2 separate regions of the Homo sapiens genome follow, and region 1 is linked to region 2. A link is an interaction called in ENCODE POLR2A ChIA-PET data of the cell type or tissue named here. Cell type or tissue: Caco-2. All regions are shown on one strand. Region 1 has its middle 23 kb from the start of LYRM9. Region 2 overlaps LOC105371710 (a long non-coding RNA gene).

What was found. Peaks named below come from ENCODE experiments on the same cell type or tissue, not always from the same donor. Only the 100,000 strongest peaks of a DNase experiment are listed, where the experiment ranks them.
Region 1: POLR2A ChIA-PET joins it to region 2 with 5 read pairs; 1 of 35 experiments calls an interaction of 5 or more read pairs at or near these places.

Annotation. Positions count from the first base shown.
Region 1 is chr17:27,868,855-27,872,854 of GRCh38, reverse strand. No RefSeq gene overlaps it. Among named protein-coding and RNA genes, the nearest start is that of LYRM9, 23 kb to the left of the region's middle. In Caco-2, no CTCF peak of the experiment used is centred here; no DNase peak of the experiment used is centred here.
Region 2 is chr17:28,217,127-28,221,126 of GRCh38, reverse strand. The region is part of intron 1 of LOC105371710 (a long non-coding RNA gene); the gene reads left to right. Among named protein-coding and RNA genes, the nearest start is that of TMEM97, 100 kb to the left of the region's middle. In Caco-2, no CTCF peak of the experiment used is centred here; a DNase peak (open chromatin) is centred at 2,406.

The sequences.
Region 1 (4,000 bases), 350 kb after region 2:
GTTGTGGTGGTTGCACAACTCTGTGACTGTACTAAAAATCTGTGAATTGTGCACTTCAAATGGGTGAATTGGATGGTATGTGAATTATATCTCAATAAAATGGCTAAAAAGCAAAAGAAAGCAAATATCAGGAGAAAACCAAATAAATTCCAATGCATCTGGAAGGTACCACCCAAACCGTCATTAATGTCTAGAAAATTCCCTCCTCCTTGACCAGTTTATTTTCTTTTTCTTTTAATTAATTAATTCATTTTTTTCAAGACAGGGTCTCGCTCTGTCATACAGGCTGGAGTGCAGTGGATCGATCTTGGCTCATTGCAACCTCCACCTCCCAGGTTAATGCAGTCCTCCCGCCTCAGCCTCTCAAGTAGCTGGGACTACAAGCGCATGCCATCACACCTGGCTATCTGTGTATCTTTTGTAGAGATGGGGTTTTGCCATGTTGCCTAGGCTGGTCTTGAACTCCTGGGCTCAAGCGATCCTCCTGCCTCAGCCTTCCAGCGTTGGGACTACAGGGATGAGCCACCCGGCCTGGCCGAGTAGTTTCTATTGAAAGAAACAATTGTCTTTGTCTCCAGGGGTATCTGAGGTTGAGTTTTTCTACTTGGCCCGAGGACCAATCCCGATGCCATCTTCATCTCCTGCCTTTATAATCCTATGGGGGAGTTCTCACCTCTGCAGAGAGAAACAAGCCAAGAGAGGCCAAGTCACTTGTCCAAGGTTGCATCTCAAGAATGAACATGGCCTGGGTTGGGCCCTTTCTGGAGGTTGAAGTCTGCTCTTCCTAAGGTGCTAAGAGACAATAGCCTATCTCCACTAAATTACGTTAAAAAAATTTTTTTTATTCTCACCCCCTCTCAGAGGTCTAAGAGATTTAAAAGGATTTAGGAAAATGCATTTTGGATTATAAGCAGCTTAATGGATTTTTCCAACTGGGAACCTCCACCTCAACCCCTTGTCTCAGTGTACCCCAAATTTATTGTCACTTTTTATGTGTGCCAGGGCATGAAACAGGTTGGGAAGCACAGGGTTAAAAGACAAAATTTTCCTGGGCATCTTTTTTGGCTGAAGGACTGGACTAGACGGAGGTGTCTCCCTCTGGCTCATATATGATTCCCACAAACCAGAAAATGAGTTAAGACAAATGTTAACTCATTGTTAACTCAATGTTAGGATAGCTGTCTCTCAGGGAAGTTGTGAGAACCCAATAAGATGATATCTATAATGTGCTTAGCTAGTGCCTGGCACTCAGCCACGGGTCAATAAAATGTAACTGCCATGCTTGTTAACTGCACATGGTCTTGTTATTGGACCAAACTGGGATCCACTCACCTGGTGCAATAAAGTCCAACCTTGGCATCAAGATTGCAGAGTGCCAAGCAAGGAGAATGGGGCAGCTCATGCTTAATACCTGAACTCCTCCATGGCTTACAGACAAGGGTTTTTAAAGGTGAGAAGGCAGAGGTTACAGGCAACGTCATAAATCAGTGCATGGGGGCTATACATGAGTTTGACCTAAAAAGGAGGGCCATCTCAAAGCAGGAGGGAGGGGGTAGCCAGGAGTCACAGATGGATTCAAAGGTTTTCTGATTTGCAATTGGTTAAAGAGGCAAAGTTTTGTCTAAAACTTTGGGATTAGCAGAATATTAGTTCTGGCCCAGGGGCGTGACCTCTGCCAGGCCCCTCAGGAAGAAATTTAGAATGATGAAGAACAGTGGTCAGAGTTTGGTCCTTAGTCCTCCCTATCTGACGTCTTTGAGCCAGTGGATCCATTTGGTGGAGGTCCAGGTTTCTGCCAAACAACACAGGGACATGTGTTAAGATGTGATCTTTAGTTTCTATAGGGGGACCAAACATCCCATGATTCTCACTTCCTTCACTACTGTTTTAAGCTACTATCACCTTCTGGCTTATCCAGATGCTCATTTACTTTGCAGGGCTAGCTACTTGCCTGGAATTTCCCTTGAAGGAACTCAAGATTTTCCTCTATTTCCACGCTTGGGGGATCCCTGCAGGTCCCTAAGAGGGGTCCCTGCTCTTAGTCTCCCTACCCTGGCAGTTGTCTGGGGCCAGTTTGGGCTTGCAGACTGACCACTGCCCCTTGTGCATTATTTCATTGATTAGGAAGAACCAACTCATTTTGACATCTTCCTAAAATCTCCATCACAATTGAGAAAAGAAATCTGAGGGGAGAAAAAAGGAGTCACATCTTTATGTCACATGTGGGGGCTGGCATGTCAGGGCATGTGAGAGAAGTTTTCAGGGATTCTATTTGCATGAAAATTCTTAAAGTTTTCTGGGAGCCGCGGAGGCAAGTTGAAACATAGTTGGCCCTGGGCTGAGATGCTGGAGCAAGGGCAACAGCTGCTTCTTGAACACTTGGAGGTTTGTCTCCCAGGGTTCCTGTTATCTATTGCTGGGTAACAAGTTACCTCAAAATTTAGTGGCATAAAATATCAATGACTTATTGTTTCTCATGATTCTGGGGGACATGAATCCAGGGCTTGACTGGATTGGCTCTTTCTTCCATGTAGTGACAGCTGAGTCACTGATCTGCTGCAGACGGATGGTGGCTGTGCTGTGCTGGAAGGTTCAGGAAGGCTTCACTCACATGTCTGGCACCTTGATCTTCCTCTGTGTGGCCTCTTTCTCTCCACATGGTTTCTCATTCAGAAGTCTAGCCCAAGTTTCCTTACAGTATGGTGGTTGGCTTCATTAGAGAGCATGAGAACCTAGGCCTTTTCACATCCTTGATGCAGGAGTTTCAGCTCCTTAGCTCAGCTAGGTCTGGGTTCTTGTCTCATGACCAGGAAGAAGTAGGCATGCAGATACAAGAAGAGTGAGCAAGGTGGGAAGTTTTACTGAGTGATGAAACAGCTTTTAGCAGGGAGGGGACACTGGGGTGGTTCCCCTACCTGAAGGCAGGAGGGTTCCCAATATGGCTGAGCCTGGGGCTTTTTATGGCCTCAGAATAGGGAGTACATGCTGATTGGTTTGTGAGTGTGCAAAAAAGGTTAAAGCAAAAACACCACTCAAAGGTGGGCACGATAGTGTAGAAAACCAATTAGGAAAGGGTGGGTATGTGTAAATAGGTGAAGGATGGGGATCAATCAGAGGAAAGTGTGCCAAATGGGAAAGCCAGTTCCCAATCCGGTTTGAGGATTTACTGGGACTGTTTCCTTCTTGAAGGTTGGGTTTCCCCGGAGACCCATCCTATCTGCCTAGGCATTTTTCTGCCTCCTGCCTCTATCATTCTCATAAGGGCTAGGAATGGAGAGGAACTTCTGTCTCATTCTATTGGTTAAAACAGGTCACAGAACTAGCCCAGATTCAAGGAGAGAGGAAATAGAGTCTGTCTCTTGATGGAAAGAGTGGCATGGTTATAAAATGAGGGGAGGCATTGATGGTGGTCATCTTTAGAGACCATTCACTATACACAATGATCTGGGAACGCATATTTTGGGAAGAGAGAAACAAGATTCTTTAGTCAGTCAGTCTTTGGGCACTAGTTGAAGGAGGGGAAATTTTGGAAGAAACATTGAGATGTAACACTAAAATTGTTCCTTGACTCAATTCCAAGAGAACATATTTTTGGAAATCTTTGGGTCAGGGACTGAAAGAAAGCAAAAAATCATGGAAAAAATATATTTTTTTGTAGAAACAAGGTCTTGCTATGTTGCCCAGGTTGATCTCGAACTCCTGTCAAGCGATCCCTCCAATTTGACCCCTTAAAGTAATAGTCCATGTTTAGGTTGTTCAAGTTTAGGCTTACAGGTATGAGCCACTGTGCCTGGCCATGGAAAAGATTTTAAATAACAAGGGTGTTATAATACACTGTAAGAGCAAGACCCCTTTCTGCTGGATTCTGATAAAAGAATTATAACTGGTCAGGAGACGGCCTTCTTCTGTCAGTGAATGACACGGAGTCATGTCAGGAGAAGCCAGCGCCTACAGGAATCAATGGGCCGATCCCAGTGAAATCGGAGGGAGCACTGCGCAC
Region 2 (4,000 bases):
AGGCAGGAGAATTGCTTGAACCTGGGGGGCGGAGGTTGCAGTGAGCTGAGATGGTGCCACTGCACACCAGCCTGGGTGACAAAGTGAGACTCTGTCTCAAACAAATTAAAAATAAATAAATAAATAAGCATGGAATATATCTGATAAGTGCTATAGAGAAAAATCAGAGCTGGGTATAGTGGCTCATGTCTGTAATCCCAGTGCTCTGGTAGACCAAGTTGGGAGGTTCACTTGAGCCCAGGAAGGAAGTGACGAAGCAAACCATGAAGCTACCTTGGGAAGAGTGGGAGGTGGGTTTGGGAAACAGTGATGCCAAGAAGGAAGGGATTTTCACTTTTCGTGGTAGGCATTCTCCTAGAAGCTCTCCCTCTCACCTGAAGCTTCTGCAAACCACAGTAACAGATACCTGTGGCATAGTGAGCACCCAAGGCTCAGGCTTCGCTCTAGAACAGAGGTAGGCAAACTCTTTCTGTAAAGGACCAGATAGTAAATATTTTAGGCTTTGTGCTCCAGACAGTCTCTGTTGACACTGTTAGGCTTAGCCATGGTAGCTTGAAAGCAGCCACTGAATACACCAAAAAAAAAAAAAAAAAAGAATGGATGTAGTAGTGCTTTAGTAAATCTTTGCTTACAGACATTAAAGTTTGAATTTCATATAATTTTCATGGAATAAATATTTTTTTAAGTTTTTTTCAACCACTTACAGATTCAACCACTTTAAAAAGCCATTCTTTTTATTATTATTGAGCTCAAGGGATCCTCTGGCCTCAGCCACCTAAAATGCTGAGATTATAGCCATGAGCCACTGTGCCTGGCATAAAAGGCATTTTTTTTTTTTTTTTGAGACAGTCTCACTCTGTCACCCAGGCTGGAGTACAGTGGTGTGATCTCAGCTCACTGCAAGTCCCCCTTCCCGGGTTCAAGGGATTCTCCTGTCTCAACCTCCTAAGTAGCTGGGACTACGGGCGCCCGCCACCATGCCCGGCTACTTTTTGTATTTTTTGTGGAGATGGGGTTTCACCATGTTGGCCAGGCTGGCCTCGAACTCCTGACCTCAAGTGATCTGCCTGCCTTGGCTTCCCAAAGTGCTCGGATTACAGGTGTGAGTCACCACACCCAGCCCCTAAAAGGCATTTTTAACCCACAGGATGTATAAAAACAGGCCCACAGGGCCATAGTTTGCTGACCCCTGGTCTAGAAAAGCAAGAACTCAGCTACCTCTGCTCTGGGTTGAGTTGTCGGTTTACCAAGAGTTGATTGGGTGTGTCCCTAGCCTGTTTATGCCAGGTGTACTGTCATTGTAATCATATAATTAAATTAAATATTACATAAACTGATGAAATGTGAGTGCATAAAGAATTGTTTCCTTGCAAATGACGTTAAATGCTTTGGAAGTAATACACAAAAAGATTTGCTGACATGTTGAATTAGATGTGAAAGATAAACTATTCAGGGAAAATCCTAAAAATCTAGAACTGTTCTACATCAGATTGCTTCACAACTGTCTTTAAGTTTAAATAAATTGAAAATAATAGGTGATGAATTATAGGATTGTGGGTGTGATTTATGCAAGAAAGTCAAAGAGGGATTTGAGTCAAGATACCCAAAGAAAAACTAGTGCCTGAGTGTGAATTTTGTTTGAAGTCAAAACAAAGTGACCAGGACCTACACGTGTCTGTTTTTAACGATTGCCCACTTGAACTGACGTTTCCAAAAGACTGGTCAATGACTCAGACCTACTTATATCAAAACAAGGGCTTCTCCGGTATTTTATATATTTCCAATATAGTTTGAATGTTTTATGGGGTATTTCGTTTTCTTTCTTTCTTTTTTCTTTTTGAGACAGAGTTTTGCTCTTGCTGCCCAGGCTGGAGTGCAATGGCGCCATCTTGGCTCACCGCAACCTCTGCCTCCAGGGCCCAAATGATTCTCCTGCCTCAGCCTCCTGAGTAGCTGGGATTACAGGCATGTGCAAACACGCCCAGCTAATTTTGTATATTTAGTAGAGATGAGGTTTCTCTATGTTGGTCAGGATGGTCTCAAACTCCCAACCTCAGGAGATCTGCCCGCCTTGGCCTCCCAAAGTGCTGGGATTACAGGCGTGAGCCACCGCGCCCGGCCAGGGTATTTCTATTTAATGTCTTAAAGAACAACCAAAGAATTTTTAAAAACCAAATATAAACCAAATGCTGGTGTGTGTTGTGAAGCCTTAAATAAAATACTGTGAGGGGCCCTGGGCTCCAGTCCCGGGAAGCTCTGTGCACATCCCCTCCACACCAGTGCCCCTGTTCCCAGTCTGAATCCAAAACTTTTTCTAGGGTCCAACAGTCTCAAGAGGCCTGTGCTGCTGGTGCAGAAGCTCAAGTCCTGAAAGAAGCATGGATTCAGGGAGAAACAGTTCTGACCTGGTTCAGACACGGTCAGCTCCCTGATTCACCAGGCCCCTGTGGACTTGTGTCTTTGTGGCTCCTGGTATCTGATGTGGTGCTGGCACATGGTGGCTCTTAGGTTATTGAATTGATCAGTCAACAAGTGAACATATTAGTTAAAATATTGGTGCACCTGCCTTAATAGAGACCAAATAACAGTAACTTAAATACTATAGATATTTATTTCTCTCTCATGTAAGGGTCCAAGCTGGCAGCTGGGGGGTAGGGTGCCTCTGATCTACAAGGAGCCCAAGCACCGTCTTGTCTTGTTATTCCAAGATTGTGCACCCATCCACATGGTTTAAGAATGTACATTACCGGGCCTGGCATGGTGGCTCACTCTTGTAATCCCAGCACTTTGGGAGGCTGAGGCGGGTGGATCACGAGGTCAGGAGTTTGAGACCAGCCTGGCCAATATGGTGAAATGCTGTCTCTACTAAAAATACAAAAATTAGCCGAGCGGAGTGAGGCTTGCCTGTAGTCCCAGCTACTCAGGAGGCTGAGGCAGAAGAATCGCTTGAACCCGGGAGGCGGAGTTTGCAGTGAGCTGAGTTCATGCCACTGCTCTCCAGCCTGGGTGACAGAGAGAGACTCTGTCTCAAAAAAAAAAAAAAAAAAAAAAAAAAGAATGTTCATTACCCCACATTCATATTCCAGGCCACAGAGATGAGAAATAAGGAAGTAGAGGGCAAGCATTTTGCCATTTAAGAGTGTGGTGTGGTGAAGGTCAGGTTCCTGGCCCACATCTGTAATCTCAGCACTTTGGGAGGCTGAGACGGGGGGACCACTTGGGCCCAGGAATTTGAGACCAGTCTGGGCAACCTAGCAAGATCCTGTTTCTACCAAAACAAAAAATAAATTAGCCTGGTATGGTGGTGTGTGCCTGTAGTCACAGCTACTTGGGAGGCTGAGGTGGGAGGATCACCTGAGCCTGGGAGGTCAGGGCTGCAGTGAGTTGGGATTGCCCCACCGCACCCAGCCTGGGCAACAGAGCAAAACCGCATCTCAGAACAAAACAAAACAGAACAAAGAAGTGGGGGAGGAAGGAGCGTATCAGGAAGAATAGCTAATGGATGCTGGGCTGAATACCTACATGATGGGATGATTTGTGCAGCAGACCACCAAGGCACACATTTACCCATGTAACAAACCTGCACATCCTGTACATGTACCCCTGAACATAAAAATTGGAAATCAAAGAAAAAAAAAAAAGGAGTCCAGGTGCGGTGACTCATGCCTGTAATTCCAGCACTTTGGGAGGCCAAGGTGGGCAGATCATGAGGTCAGGAGTTTGAGACCAGTCTGACCAACATGGTGAAAGCCTGTCTCTACTAAAAATACAAAAATTAGCCGGGCGTGGTGGTGCACACCTGTAATCCCAGCTACTCAGGAGGCTGAGGCAGGAGAATTGCTTGAACCAGGGAGGCGGAGGTTGCAGTGAGCCGAGATTGCACTGCTGTACTGCAGCCTGGGTGACAGAGCGAGACTCCATCTCAAAAGAAGAAAAAAAAAGAAAAAAAAGAAGAAGACAAGTTTGTCGAGGAAGCTGCATTGCTTCTTGTGCTCCTATC